Regions from separate parts of the Homo sapiens genome. Here region 2 is linked to region 1. A link is an interaction called in ENCODE POLR2A ChIA-PET data of the cell type or tissue named here. Cell type or tissue: endothelial cell of umbilical vein. All regions are shown on one strand.

Region 1 (8,000 bases):
AATGTGATAATTGAAATAAAACAAATATATTCCTTGAAAGACCCATATGACCAAGTTTGCTGAAGAAGAAAGTGATAACCTGAATAGCCCTATATTTATTAAAGTAATTGAAATTGCTTTAAAACAAATTCCCATAAAGAAAAGTCCTGTCCTGGATGGCTTCACTGGTGAATTTTATCAAATATTAAAGGAAGAAATAATGCAATTTCATACAAACTATTCCAAAAATTGAACATACGTAGCCAGCATTACCCTGAAACCAAAAACCAGGTAAAGATAGGTTGTATAACATTACATGTGAATTTATTATTTATTCAAAACAAATACATCTAATATTTAAAACTACCACCAGAATGTAACTTTTTAATTTATTTCTTCTTGGTAAGCAATTTTGGTCTTATTATCCGGGTTTTTATCAAGTTCAGGGAAACATTATAAAATTATATTTTATAACTATCACCACTATTTGGCCTTCTGGAACGTCTAGTCCTATCTGCCATGACTTTTTAACTTTTCACTTCTTTTGTATACATTTCTTTTTGATCTAGATTCTAGGGGACTTTTAATTTATCCTAGAGATCATCACTTTGGTCTCTGGCTGTGTTCATTTGGTTATATGGAATTTTCCATTAAATTTGATTTGGCAAACATATCTCTAAGAATTGTATTTTATTCTTTGTTCCCTTTTTGTATCAGCCTCATCATGTTTTAAACATGCAGTTTAAATATCCTATGTTTTTTTTCTCCTAAGGTCACATCTCCTTGTTCATCTTGGCCATTTCAATAGATTTTAAAGAGAAAAAAAAGCATGAAATAATTGTGCTTGGTCCTTATTATCTTGAACCAGAAATCTGATTCTCTTATTTTATACAGGACATTTAGTAGAATATTTATTTTGGATATTAATAGAATAATTCATTATGTGTTGGAGACAATCTTGCCTTTCAGAGGGACATCTAAACCATAAACCAGTTAACTAGAATATGTAATCTCTTTCCACTACAAATAGTAATACGATAGTGTCATGGGCCAAAAATCAGGGAAACATAGATTCTAACGGCTATTTATTACATCCATGTCTCAGCTTGCTTTTCTGTAAATAATTGTCCTGTATAACCTAAGACAATCTACTCAACCCTGCTAAGAAATTCCCTAACAACTGCTTTGTTTCAAGTAATGGTAGGTAATTCAAATAAATTCTCCCAATAAAAAAATAAATAAATAAAAACATCTTCCAAAACCAAAATCAGAGAGTTAACAACGTAATGACTAAGCACCAGAACAGAAACAAGCTGGGAACCCAGATACAAGCAAAACAATGGAGATAATTCTGTCCTAAGAACACAGCCCTAACTGGAAGATGCAGCTAAAAGGCTAAGTTATTTTTCCAGCAAGAGTCAAAATCTAGGGCCTGCCAAGGGTGGGGACTCTAGTCATCAACCTCAACTGGGACCCTCTAGAGCTGCACCCTACCAGTAAGGGTGAACTGGAAATAAAATAGTCATCCAGTTAGCCTGCAGCAAAACTTTTAATCACTTGGGGGACCACACACATCTCAAGCCTTGAACACGAATTGATTGAAGTGATCCCCTCTCTACTAGGTACCCAACAGAGGCAGACAAAAACTCTTCTGGAGAAAGATAACATCATCACAGGCCTCAAATGATTTAGTAATCATGCCTCTAAAATATTCATGACTGGACCAAGCACGGTGGCTAAGGCCTGTAATCCCAGCAATTTGGGAGGCAGAGGCAGGCAGATCACCTGAGGTCAGGAGTTCAAGACCAGCCTGGCCAACATAGTGAAACCTCATCTCTATTAAAAATAGAAAAAAATTAGCCAGGCGTGGTGGTGGACGCCTGTAGTCCCAGCTACTCAGGAGGCTGAAGCAGGAGAATCGCATGAACCCAGGAGGCGGAGGCTGCAGTGAGCAAAGATCACGCCACTGCACTCCAGCCTGAGAGGCAGAGTGAAACTCTGTCTCAAAAAAAATAAAAATTAAAAAATTAAAATACTAAATATTCATGACTGAAATTATGTAAATTAAGTAGAGATGTAATTTTTCTAAATAAACATTATAGTATCCTTATACCACATTAATAACTAAAAAGGCATCAGAATTTTTAAAATTCACTTTACTGGTATAAATTTATGGGCAATCGGAAAAATAAGACTACATAAACACAAAACATATCACAGCTCAATTCAATTTTTTGCAATTTGGCTAAGTCTATAAAACATATTTTGAACTTCAAGTCATCTCCTTGCTTATCCCCTTAGTATTACAGATAAACAAACTTTAAAGTATATTGGCCATGTTTAAAAAACTAAATAGCAATGGTTTTATTTTTCAGTATGGAATACTTTAGCAAAGAAAGGACCACACCCAGTATAATAACATGCAACTCAGAAATAAGCAGAAATAGAAAAAGCCACCCATTTTGCAATTCAAACTATGACAGAATATATATACATGTAACTCAATATTCTCTCTCTTTTATAATCCCATTGGGCTCATTTCCTAAAACCTATTTTCTTTGCCAAGAAAAGGAAATGAAAAATGATTTTAAAATATTATCTTAAAAGTTTTACAACTTTGGTAATTGTGAATTTTACTCCTGAATTTTCATTACCAAATGGATCAAAAATAGTCCTATTAATATCCAGTTAGCTATTAACAGCTATCAATATCTCCTTTCTCCTCTCATACCTATAGTATCTGGGAGGTCTAGCAGTTCATTGTGCTGCAAGTCAAGGTTGGTTATCTGTGTACAGTTTCCAATCTCCTTTGGAAGGTGTTCAAGTTGATTGTGAGCTACATCCAGCGTAATGAGGTTACATAATTCACCTGTAAATTGACCAACATAAAAATTCAATAAGCATTATTAAAGAACATACTAGATAATACTTCTAAGCAAGAAAATAAATCTATAATTTCTGAACACAAACAACGGGAAACATAACCTTATTAGATAGGCAACTTTTATTTTAAAATTTTAAATCATTTAGTGAACATACTTGCATTGCCAGAAAATAAAAACTTCTTTTTTCTGTATCACAATTGTATTTTCTCAAAAACTAAGTCAACCACAAATCTGAAACCACTACTTCAAGATGACATCTGATAAAATTAAAATGTTGTTTCTGAATGATTACTTTTCCAACCTCTTTAAGTAACCAATTCAGCCACAAATGTTTACATATATTCCAAAATTTGAAGTACTGATTTTGTTAACCAAATTCAGCACAATAATATCAGATACACCTTGAGTTCAGTTTGAGGGTCATAATCTACCTCAAGACATGGAAATAAATGGAAATGGAAAAGTGATTTTAAAATATTATCTTAAAAGTTTTACAACTTTGATAATTGTGAATTTTAATCTTGAATTTTCACTACCAAAATGGATCAAGATAATCTTCTTAATATCCAGTTAGCTATTAATAGCTATCAGTATCTTCTTTTTCCTCTCATGCCTATAGTATCTAGGAGGTCTAGCAGTTCACTGTGTTGCCAAAGTTGGTTATCTGTGTACTGTTTTCAGTCTCCTTTGGAAGGTGTTCAAGTTGATTGTGAGCTACATCCAGCTTTCAAATATGAAATCTCATATATGCTTTCAAATATGCATGTGTTCTGATGTTATATAAATGCATAAATTGACATTTACAAATAAAAACTGCTTCTCAATTTACTAGGACTCTAAAAGAACAGAAAATAAGGTATATTTCTCCCTTTCCATTCTGGTTGAAAGCTCTGTATTGGCAATTTAAATTACTTGCAGTGTTACTGAGCTTTAAAAAACCTTTTCATTTTTAATTGGTCTTGTCAAGATTTTTCTATTTATTATTATTTTTTAAGGCAGAGGTTGGAGATACAGAAAAGCACAAACTACAGAACTCTGAAGAATGGGTGTGGAACACATTTTTAAGCTATACATAATAAAAAAAGAAAAATCGATGTTAGATTTTATCAAAATTTAAAACTTTAGTGCATCAGAGGATACTATGAAGAGTGAAAAGGCAACCTATATAGTGGGAGAAAATATATGCAAATCATATATCTCATAATGGATTAATATCCAAAAATATATAAAGAACTACAATAAAACAAGACCACCACAAAAAACCTCAAAGAAGCCAATTTTAAAATGGGCAATGGACTTCAATAGATATTTCTCTAACGATATACAAGTGGGCAATAAACACATGAAAAGACGCTCAACATCAGTAATCACTAGGGAAATGCAAATCACAACAAGATACCACTTCATACCCACTGGGATGGCTATTATCAAAAAATAGAAAATAACAAGTACTAGTGAGGATGTGGAGAAATCGGAACCTTTGTGCATTGCTGTTGGGAAATGGTACAGTTGCTGTGAAAAACTGTACAGTGGTTCTTCAAAAAATTAAACATAAAATTACCATATAATCCAGCAATTCAACTTCAAGGTATATATCGAAAAGAACTGAAAGCAGGGACACAAACAGGTAATTGTACACCAATGTTCATGGCAGCATTATTTACAATAATCAAAATGTGGAAACAACCCAAGTGTCTATTAACGAATGAATAACCAAAATGTGGTATGTTTATATAACGGAGTATTATACAGACTTGAATACATTTCTGATAGGTGCTAAACATGGATAAACCTGGAAAACATTATAAACCAAGTGAAATAAGCCACACACAAAAAAACAATTTTATGATCCCTCTTATATGAGGTACCTGGAATAGTCAAATTCATAGAGACAGAAAGCAGAACCGTGGTTAGTAGGTGCTGAGGAGAGAGGGGAATGAGGACTTATTGTTCAGCAGGTACAGAGTTTCAGTCTCAGATGACGAAAATGTTCTGGAGATGAATAATGGTAATCGTTGCACAGCAATGTCAATGTGCTTAATGCCAGTGAACTCTACAAGTAAAAATGGCTAAAATGATAAATTATATGTTATGCATATTTTATAATAAAAAAACTTATGGGACATAGCTAAGCTAGTGCTAAGAGGGAAGTTTATAGCACTAAATTTTTACCTTACAAAAGAGGCAGGATCTCAAATCAGTAATCTAAGTCTCCATCTCAAGAAAACAGAAAAAGATAAAAATAAGTCCAAGCAAGCAAAAGGAAGGTAATAAAAATAAGAGTATAAATCAATAAAAATGAAAAAAGGAAGAGAATAATGTAAATATAAGATAGTTTTTTGGTGGAAAAAAATCAATGTTTATAGCCCTCTGCCATGACTTACAAAGATAAAAAAGGGAGAAGGCACATATTTCAAATATTAGCAATAAAAAAAAGGAATACTGATCCTATGGTGTTTAAAAAGATAAAAAGGACATATTACAAAAATCTTTGTAATTAAAATCATAAATTCAAAAACTTATAAGATATAACCTAATTATTTCAAAGCCACAAACTACCAAAACTCAATCAAGATGAAACAGAAAACCTGAATAGTACTACTGCCATTAAATAAATATTTGTAACTAAGAAGTTTTTCAAAAAAGAAATTCTAGGTCCAGATGGCTTCACTGCAGACTTTTACCAAATGCTTAGAAATGAATTAACACCGATTTTATGCAATGTCTTCCAAAAAATAGAGGAAACAATTTCAAACTCATTTTATGAGGTATTACCTTGATATTAAAATCAAAGACAGTACAAAAAAGAAAACTATAAATCAATGTCTCTCATGAGATTTCTATGTCAGGAACTTAAGACACAAAAATTCTCAACAAAATATTAGAAAATTTACAAGAAAAAAACAAACAACCCCATCAAAAAGTGGGCAAAGGACATGAACAGACACTTCTCAAAAGAAGACATTTATGCAGCCAAAAAACACATGAAAAAATGCTCATCATCACTGGCCATCAGAGAAATGCAAATCAAAACCACAATGAGATACCATCTCACACCAGTTAGAATGGCAATCATTAAAAAGTCAGGAAACAACAGGTGCTGGAGAGGATGTGGAAAAATAAGAACACTTTTACACTGTTGGTGGGACTGTAAACTAGTTCAACCATTGTGGAAGTCAGTGTGGCGATTCCTCAGGGATCTAGAACTGGAAATACCATTTGACCCAGCCATCCCGTTACTGGGTATATACCCAAAGGACTATAAATCATGCTGCTATAAAGACACATGCACACGTATGTTTATTGCGGCATTATTCACAATAGCAAAGACTTGGAACCAATCCAAATGTCCAACAATGATAGACTGGATTAAGAAAATGTGGCACATATACACCATGGAATACTATGCAGCCATAAAAAATGATGAGTTCATGTCCTTTGTAGGGACATGGATGAAATTGGAAATCATCATTCTCAGTAAACTATCTCAAGAACAAAAAACCAAACACCGCATATTCTCACTCATAGGTGGGAACTGAACAATGAGATCACATGGACACAGGAAGGGGAACATCACACTCTGGGGACTGTTGTGGGGTGGGGGGAGGGGGGAGGGATAGCATCGGGAGATATACCTAATGCTAGATGACAAGTTAGTGGGTGCAGCGCACCAGCATGGCACATGTATACATATGTAACTAACCTGCACAATGTGCACATGTACCCTAAAACTTAAAAAAATAAATAAATAAATAAATAAATAAATAAGAAAACTGAATTCAACAATATAAAAGGGATTATACATCATGACCGAGAATGATTAGGATTAATTCCAGATATGCAAGGTGGGTTTAATATTTGAAAATCAATCAATGTTATTTACCATATCAACAGTCTAAAGAAGTAAGATCATTTGATGATTCATACAAGGAAAACTTTTAACAAATTCAAAATGCATTCATGTTAAAAACTGTCACCAATTTAGAAACAGTGGGGAATTACCTCAATTTAGTAAAAATCTTCTATAAAAACTTACAGCCGACTTCCAGTTTCCAATCTAACACATAAAAAATTTTGAAGTCATCGTTCCTGTCCTCACAAGAAAAAGGCTGAACAAAGTGAAGATTATCAACTTTTCTTACATCCTTTTGAGATCTAAGGACAAACCTCTGCCCCAGAACTGGAGAGAAATGTGATGCAGAGTCACCAGGAGTAGAAGCCACAGCTGGGAGCTTGGTAGGAACACTTACTGCATTAATTCATTCATTCAGACAAAAAATTATTGATATGTACATTCTCTTTTTCCAGACACAATACTGGGCACTGAAGAAACAGACTACAATATACTAAATGTTTGTATTCATGAAACTTACAATTCGTAAAAAGACTATAATGTGATTTGAGGGAGGCTAGAGAGTCTCTGCTCCAAATAGGTCCTTCACTGCTTGCTTATAAAATTTCACCATTAAAGAGCCATTCTTTTGGATCTTCATGGCCATTCACAAAGTTCTTTATCTTTAAGGTGGTGACCCATTTCACTGACTCATTCATGAAAGAAAAACTTACTGTGCACCTACTAGAGATTCAACAGTGCAGGAAATGAAACAAGTTTCCATCTACATGAAAGATTCAGCAGTGCAGGAAACAAAGCAAGTTTCCATCCACATGAAACTTACACTGTAGTGTGCATGGAGTGGGGAATCATAAAATAAGGAAATAAAGTGTCAGAATGTGATAACTGCTGTAAACAACAACAAGAAAACACATAAGGAAAGGAAGTTGGAACTGACTGTTGGGGGAAGTTGGGGTGAAAAAAAAAAGCATATTTGAACTGAGACCCAGGGGATTGGGAGGGAAAATAAGCAATAAGGAGAGGAGGGGAACAAAGTGAGAAATCTAGGGTCTTAAATATCAACCTAAGGAATCTAGACCATTTTGACCAGATAATAAAGCACAATTTAAAGTTTTGAAGCAAACCATGATAATCAGAGTACTGTTCTAAAAAGTCTGTTTTCTCTAGGTTTGAATGGATGGACTTGAGAAAGACAAATAAAAAACACAGAGCCTAGGTTGAAGCTACTGCAATTAGCCCACGAGAAATAGTGTGAAGGTCTATACTACCTCAATGGCAGTGGA
Region 2 (8,000 bases), 390 kb after region 1:
GTCATAAACATTTCAGTAAAACAAAAGTTACTATTTATAGTCAACTTCCTAAATTCCATTTGCTATACATTGTTTATAATGGAAAACAAAAAATCATTAGCATATGCTTCTGCCTATTTGGACATTTCATTCTGTAGTAAACAATTTTATAAAACATGCATATAAACAAAATTTTACTACATAAAAATTCACCTTCTGATCGTGCCATAGTGTCTTTTACTCTTTTATTGATGGCTTCAAGTTCTGATGTTGTGGCTGTGAGAACAGTACCCCCTTCTGTCTCTCTCAGCTCATTAAGTTCCTGTAACAAAAAATACAAATTCCATTAGTTTCAAATGTTATGACTGCCAACATTTTCTATGGCTATTGTCTGAATAAACATTCAAGAAAACAAAAAAATATAAATACATCATATAATTACAAATACTTAGAAGTATCCATTAAAGGGAAGAAAAAAAAGACACAATTACTAGAAAATTTCTAAGCATCTAACCACCACTGAAAAAATATTAACAAAGTACTTAGAATGTGTCAGGATAGCAATTATATAAAACAAGTATGATAATGCTTAATTCACACAAGAAACTGAGGCTTAGAAATAGTGACTTGTCCAAAATCACACACTAGGTGGCAGAATTCCAACCCAAGGCCCACAAGACACTAAGCTTTCTGTCCCCAAAGCCCATGCTTTCAATCAGAGCCTCTGATATAACCACTTGCAATAGGTCATGGCCACCAAGGAGCCCTTAAAAAAAAAAAAAAAAACACATACACACCTGTTCTACTTGGTCCAAGCGTTTTCTCAGATTCTCATTGAGATAAGTCTCTACTCGAGTAATAATACCTTCTAATTTAATTCTTTCATTTAGCAACTGTCTGTTTTCCTAGAATTAAGAAAAAGTTGTCTATATAAGCATGTACATTTCACACACAGGAATGGTGCTCATTTGCTGTCCTCTCTAGTACTTGTGCTCATGTGAGCTGAAATGAAGTTTAATATGTTATATTCTTCAAAAAAGCCCTATACTTTCTTCATTTTTCTCTTATCAATTCATAATGTTAAATTTTTGTGGCTGGCCCTTTTTATAACGCATGCTGTCAAAAACAGTTTCTTTAAATGCTTTTCATTTTTTAGAATCGGTGTTGGTAGTTTACATCTATGCAGTTTTAAAAATCAATTAAAATGCTTGATCAAAACATTAAATATGTAAAGGCAGTAAGATAAATATGGTAAGGCTAACAAGCTCAAACTCATAGCAATACTTACAACTAATAAGTAATGCTAATTAACTAAATTTTAAGGAAATGAAAATTTCTTGTATAATCCTAACCTAGCTAGATTGGTTTAGAAAAACAAAATCTTATTTACTCCTATGTATATTAAAAGTCCAAGCCTCATTTTAATATTTTCTCAGTTCTTTTCTTTCATATTGCCCTAGTTAGCAAGAAAGGCCCTTTTCACAATAGCCAATTACTAACGAATTCTTTTTCCAGTCAGCTGTCTACTTACCTGCTGAAGTTGACGAATCTCATCATTCAGTGCATCTACTCTCTTCTGATCTTCCAAACTCAGTTGAGAAAGCAAATCAGTTCCCAGTTCTGCTTTCAATGACTCTCTGGTAGACTCCATAGCATGCAAGCTTGCCTCCAAACTCTGTAAGCTACGTTGCTATATGACATTATCCATTTATTAGTAAGGTATTAGCCACTGTATTACTTATAGTGAAAATTTTAAAACAATCTATATTTGATTGAGCTAAATATATAGACATATCAACTCAAATATTAGGTGCCTATTAATTTGGTAATTAGGACTCTAGCAACAAGAAAAATATGATGTAATAGTATAGGTGGGGCAGGGTGGGGCAGATCATATTCCATGATTAAACTATACAAAAATCTTCAGGCATATTATAAGAACAAAAAGTTGCCGGGCGCAGTGGCTCACGCCTGTAACCCCAGCACTTTGGGAGGCCAAGGTGGGTGGATCACGAGGTCAGGAGTTCGAGACGAGCCTGGCCAACATGGTGAAACCCGTCTATACTGAAAATACAAAAATTAGCTGGGTGTGGAGGCACACGCCTGCAATCCCAGCTACTCTGGAGGCCGAGGCAGGAGAATTGCTTGAACCCAGGAAGTGGAGGTTGCAGTAAGCCGAGATCACGCCATTGCACTCCAGCCTGGGCGATAGGGCGAGACTCCATCCCCCTCAAAAAATAAAAAGTTGTCAGAATATGGTTGGGATGGTACAACTGTAGGCACATCTTTTTTTTTTTTTTTAAGCTCTTTGTAGTTTTAGTATTATACTAAGTAAAAGATTTGTCAAAACTGTCAAGTTTATGAGACCAATAACACACTATCACTTATAAGTTTGCTTTCTAATTTTAATACAATCTGGACAAAACGGAATCAAATATTCAACTAATTCCATTGTGCTTCAGATAAAAATGGTTACTGACAAAAACTGACCATCAGACAGTACTCTTATGTCACAGCTTCAAATGCCTATTTGTTCAATGAAGGTGGAAAGTTTGAACGTGCCAACAATAGGAGACTTTGGGTATCCATGGGTTTAAGAATGGTAAAATAGATGTAGATATCCAAAAGTATGGGTCTAGCCTGGGCACAGTGGCTCACACTTGTAATCCCAGCACTTCGGGAGGGCAAGGCAGGTGGATCATCTGAGGTCAGGAGTTTGAGACAAGCCTGGACAACATGGTGAAACCCCATGTCTACTAAAAACACAAAATTAGCCGGATGTGGTGGCGTATGTCTGTAGTCCCAGCTACTCAGGAGGCTGAGACAGGAAAATCGCTTGAACCCAGGAGGTGGAGGCTGCAGTGAGCTGAGAACGCACCACTGCACTCCAGCCTGGGTGAGACAGAAAGAGACTCTGTCTTCAAAAAAAAAAAGTATGGGTCCAAACAAAAATGAAACATAAAATTCAAGGATAACCCATATAATGTATGATTCATATTTCCATATTATTAATCTGTAACAATCGATCTATAACCAAAGATATACTTACGAACCTTAGGCATGAAGGTTTTCTCTGACTGCTGCCTCTTCTCTTTTAGCATCTTCATTTCTGATAATATGCTATCTCTAGATGCTTTAAATTTCCTTTGCTGGGTCTCGATCTGTTGCATTTGGTTCATCAACTGATCAATTTCATTATTAATCCATATACAAGGCTAAGGAAAATTATCTCCAGGTTGTAAATATATCGTATGTTCTTAATTCTTTTTAGACACAACACCATGTATCCCTTCCTTTTCTTTACCCCCAAATAACATTTATGTCCTCAAATTTATGGACCAAAACAATGCTGAACTATATTACCCAAAATGCATTCAATCATAAAGAAGCTTGAAACATTTCACCCCATTTCACTCTCAGAATAACATGTATACTGTTTTACTAAAAGTTATACAAAACAAATTCTTGGAAAACCATAAAGGAGGTTAGGTGAAATCTAACAATATTACATACTTTTAAATATCTTTTCATTCAACAAATGTTTACTGTTACTATGCTTAAGGCACTATGTTAAGGGTTTATGTATGAAGAGTTCTTGCCATGTGTGGAATAATTCAATCTAGCTGGATTATCAAACACAGGAAGACAGCTGGTATACACTGTCAACATCCTCCTTTTCCTCAGTATTTCCCCATACGCTCTTTGTGTTAACATCTTGCCAAATTCAGGCAGTTCTTTAAAGTGCGATATGCAGACCCCTGCAAGGTCAAAGCTCAGGTGCTTATTTTTCTTTTTCTGTGCTTGCACTGATGGCACAGAAGTTATAAATCTGCAGTTTTAAAAAAATTCCAGTTTCACCTGAAGCAGTTAAAAATCATTAACTTTATATCTATTCTTGATGCTCAAGTACCTATATTTTTCAACTTGTGTGGCAAAATGGAAAGCACACATAAAGTACTTCTTATACCAAAGCACCATGGTGGTTTTAAGAAAATCCACATATACAATTGTTTCATTTGTGAACTGAACTAACCACTCCTCATGCAGCACCATTTTTATGTAAAAAAAAAAACTATGGCTACTCCGACTTGGTTATCTGACAGCCATTTCCTCCACTAACATTAAATCTGCACCAAATAACTTCAAGACAGTAAAATCTAACATTTTTCACCCTCCCCTGTCACCTTTTTTTTTTTTTTTGAGACAGGGTCCCACTTTGTCACCCAGGCTGGAGTGCAGTGGTGTGATCTCAGCTCACCGCAACCTCCACCTCCCAGGCTCAAGTGATCCTCCTGCCTCAGCCTCCCAAGTAGCTGGGACTACAGGCCTGTGCCACTGTACAAGTACAATAAAATGCCAGTCCTTATATATTTGACTTCTAAGCAATATGTAACATTACTGATGCCGCCCCCACTCTCTTCCTTAAAACAGTATCTCTTGCTTACATAAATTCAACAGGGAAGAAGGGAAAAAAAAAAAAACTACCAAGGTTTTACTTGTACAATTCACAAACTGATCCTTCTCAGTTTCCTCTTTCTTTGCCTGATACAACCTTTATTTTTGTGTTCTATGGGTTCTTTTCTTCCAAGTGACTTCATGGTATTAGCTACTTAACACTTAAGCAAAGAATCATTAAAATAGCTTTTAGTCTTCAAAAGCTAAACAAACATAAGCTCTTGAACTTAAAACACAAGAAATTTTTAATATGTGAAAAAACAAAAGATTATATATGGCAACCAAAACACAGTTCTTCCCCCACAATATCTATCACTATGCACAAAACAAAAAGATATTTTCAATATTTCTGCGCAGGTTTTCATTGAGCTTTGCTTCAAGTTCACCTAGTTCTTCTTCTGCTTTTCTAACATCTTTTTGCAATTCAAGTCGAGACTTCCTTGTGTCATAATAACCCCCAGTTAGAGCACCCCGATGGCTGACTTGGTCACCTATAAACAAAACATATGTAATAGGTCTGTACAACTTTTTTATTCAATGATAAATTGACTTATAACAAAAAAACTAACCTACAGGCTTTAAGTAGATAATGAGAATTGAAAGTAATTTAAACCACCCTGAAAAAATTTTGCTTTTCAATGCTAGATTTTTTTTTTTTTTTTTTTTGAGACAGGGTCTTGCTCTTGTTGCTCAGGCTGGAGTGCAGTGGTGCGGTCATAGCTCACTGCAACCTCAAACTCCTGGATTCAAGTGATCCTCCTGCTTCAGCCTCCTGAGTGGCTAGGACTACAGGTGTGCACCACCACACCTTTTTTGTAGAGACCAGGTCTTGCTATGTGCCCAGGCGGTTCTCGAACTCCTGCCCTCAAGTGATCCTCATGCTTTAGCCTCTTAAGTATCTAGGATTACAGAGTCAAGCCACTGTGCCCAGCCAAAATTTGCAGTCTTTAAAAAAAAAAAAAAAAAAAAAAGAACCTCCAGTTGAACCTGAACATCTACCAGAGGGGAAGGAAGTGAAGACTAAAGAGGAAATATTAGTAGGACACAGGACCTAGCTTGAAATTTCCACTGGCCATATTTGGGAAAATTTGAGCATCAAAATAACAATACCAATGTAATAACATATTGAATTAAAAAAAAAAAATTCATGAATCACAGTGATACTTTTTTAAAAAATGAAAATTGGAGACTCTTTTCTACAGAAGAGTGACAGCTAATAAATGCAGCAGCAATAACAGAATTTATGAATCACCATTTTGAAACCCCCCAGTGTAACAACTGATTCAGGCAAGAGTCAACAAAGTGCTAAAGCAACTGAAGTTGTTGGGAGAACCTGACTTGAAGAATAATCTCACATATTATTAAATTACAAAGGGGCAAAGGGATACCTTTACAACGGAGAGATCTGCAGGTGATCAAACCTAGTATCACTAACAATGGGACACATTATATGACACCATAAGTACATATCATTCATGTAGCATTCATGCCAACAATATTTAAACAATGATGAGGAAGCAATAAGACAAATCCAGAAAATGGAACTTTTCTGGATTTCTCTGGGTGGGGAGAAGGGAGCAGGAGGAACTGTCTTATATTTAAAGAATCTAGACCGGGCATGGTGGTCATGCCTGTAATCCCAGCACTTTGGGAGGTTGAGGCAGGCAGATCACCTGAGGTCAGGAGTTCGAGACCAGCCTGACCAACATAGAGAAACCCCGTCTCTACTAAATACAAAATTAGCCGGGCATAGTGGCGCATGTCTGTAATCCCAGCTACTTGGGAGGCTGAGGCAGGAGAATCGCTTGAACCTGCGAGGCGGAGGTTGTAGTGAGCTGAGATCATGCCACTGCACTCCAGCCTGGGCTCGAAACTCCATCTCAAAAAAAAAAAATAAAGAGAAGACACTATATGCATACTTGATTTAATCCTAAATAGAAAAATATTTTAGGATAATTGAGAAAACTTGAATATGGATACTTTTTAGAGGATATTAGGTTAATGTTAAATTTCTTAGGTGTAACAATGATACTGTGGCTATACAAAAGAATGTTCTTATTGTTAGGAGATGCATGCTTAAATTTTAGAGATGACATGACATGATGTTTTACTTATTCTTGGATGGTTCAAAAACAACCACAACAAAACGTACATATACAGAAACAAAGCTTGGGGGGAGATGGGTTTACCTGCTTTCTTCAACAAATAAAGAGGAAAAAAAAAATTGAGGGCAGGTAAACTAAACCTATATACTGGAGGTTCTTAACCTGGATTTCAAAGATAAAATTCAGAAGATCTGTGATCTGAGTAGGAAAAAAATTTACATCTTTATTTTTATTAACCTCAAAATGAGATTTAGCATTTCCCTTCTATAACGAACACGACAAGAACCACAGTAGTAGTATTAGTATCTGTGACTACCAAAAGAAGAGCTATTTTCATATTAGGTAACACTTGTCAGATGTCAAAATATTGTTTACATGTATCAGTACTTCAAACTTATGGTAGCTATTAGACCCACTACTATCTTGTTTTTTGAATACATTAAATAATTATATAATATTTTTTAAAATAATAACCATGCGAATACAATTCATCTCCTTTGTGATCCAAAGTATTTTAATTTATGCATTAAAAATTGTGTTGAATGTGGCTTTTGTTGTGGAAAAAAGTAAAAAAAAAATAAATTTAAAAATTAAAAAAAAAATTGTGAAGGATCCATATGCTTCAAACAGCCAAAGCAGTCCACACTGCAAAAAAGGTTAAGAACCCCTGCTATATGATCACATTTCAGAGACATCAACTAAATATCAAGTACGAACCCTGTCTGGACTCTTAATTGAACAAACCAACTATTTAAAAAACTATAAAATAATTGAAAATAAATTTTTCTTTTTTTTTGAGACAGGATCTTGCTCTATCACCCAGGCTGGAGTGCAGGGGTGTGATCTTGGCTCACTGCACCCTCTGCCTCCCAGGTTTAAGCCATTCTCATGCCTCAGCCTTCTGAGTTGTTGGGATTACAGGTGTGCGCCACCACACCCAGCTAATTTTTTGTATTTTTAGTAGAGATGGGGTTTCACCATGTTGGCTAGGCTAGTCTTGAATTCCCTCCTCAAGTTATCCACCTGCCTCAGCCTCCCAAAGTGCTGGGGTTATATATAGATGTGAGCCACCATGCCCGGCCAAAGGCAAAGGATGAATTTTTCGAATACTCTCAAAACCAGAATGTCTCCAAAATACTGTAAGATATATTAATCAGACATGCATACAGCTCAACTGACATATTATACAGATTATATGTCTCTTTGTTTTTTGAGACAGAGTCTCGCTCTGTCACCCAAGCTGGAGTGCAGTGGCGTGATCTCGGCTCACTGCAACCACTGCCTCCCAGGTTCAAGCAATTCTCCTGCCCCAGCCTCCTGAGTAGCTGGGACTACAGGTGCACACCACCACACCCAGCTAATCTTTGTATTTTTAATGGAGACAGGGTTTCGCCTCGTTAGCCAGGCTGGTCTTGAACTCCTGACTTCAGGTGATCCACCCGCCTCAGCCTCCCAAAGTGC

The links. ChIA-PET counts read pairs that join two places held together with the same protein. Peaks named below come from ENCODE experiments on the same cell type or tissue, not always from the same donor. Only the 100,000 strongest peaks of a DNase experiment are listed, where the experiment ranks them.
Region 2: POLR2A ChIA-PET joins it to region 1 with 5 read pairs; 3 of 35 experiments call an interaction of 5 or more read pairs at or near these places.

What each region holds. Positions count from the first base shown.
Region 1 is chr10:110,980,476-110,988,475 of GRCh38, reverse strand. It overlaps SHOC2 (SHOC2 leucine rich repeat scaffold protein), which reads right to left. Exons shown (of 9, transcript NM_007373.4): 3 at 2,711-2,848. Among named protein-coding and RNA genes, the nearest start is that of MIR548E, 4.4 kb to the left of the region's middle. In endothelial cell of umbilical vein, no CTCF peak of the experiment used is centred here; no DNase peak of the experiment used is centred here.
Region 2 is chr10:110,593,323-110,601,322 of GRCh38, reverse strand. SMC3 (structural maintenance of chromosomes 3) reads right to left here. Exons shown (of 29, transcript NM_005445.4): 19 at 4,773-4,925; 20 at 3,033-3,184; 21 at 1,511-1,669; 22 at 777-884; 23 at 193-301. Among named protein-coding and RNA genes, the nearest start is that of SMC3, 30 kb to the right of the region's middle. In endothelial cell of umbilical vein, a CTCF peak has its summit at 623 (motif pointing right); DNase peaks (open chromatin) are centred at 642 and 3,662.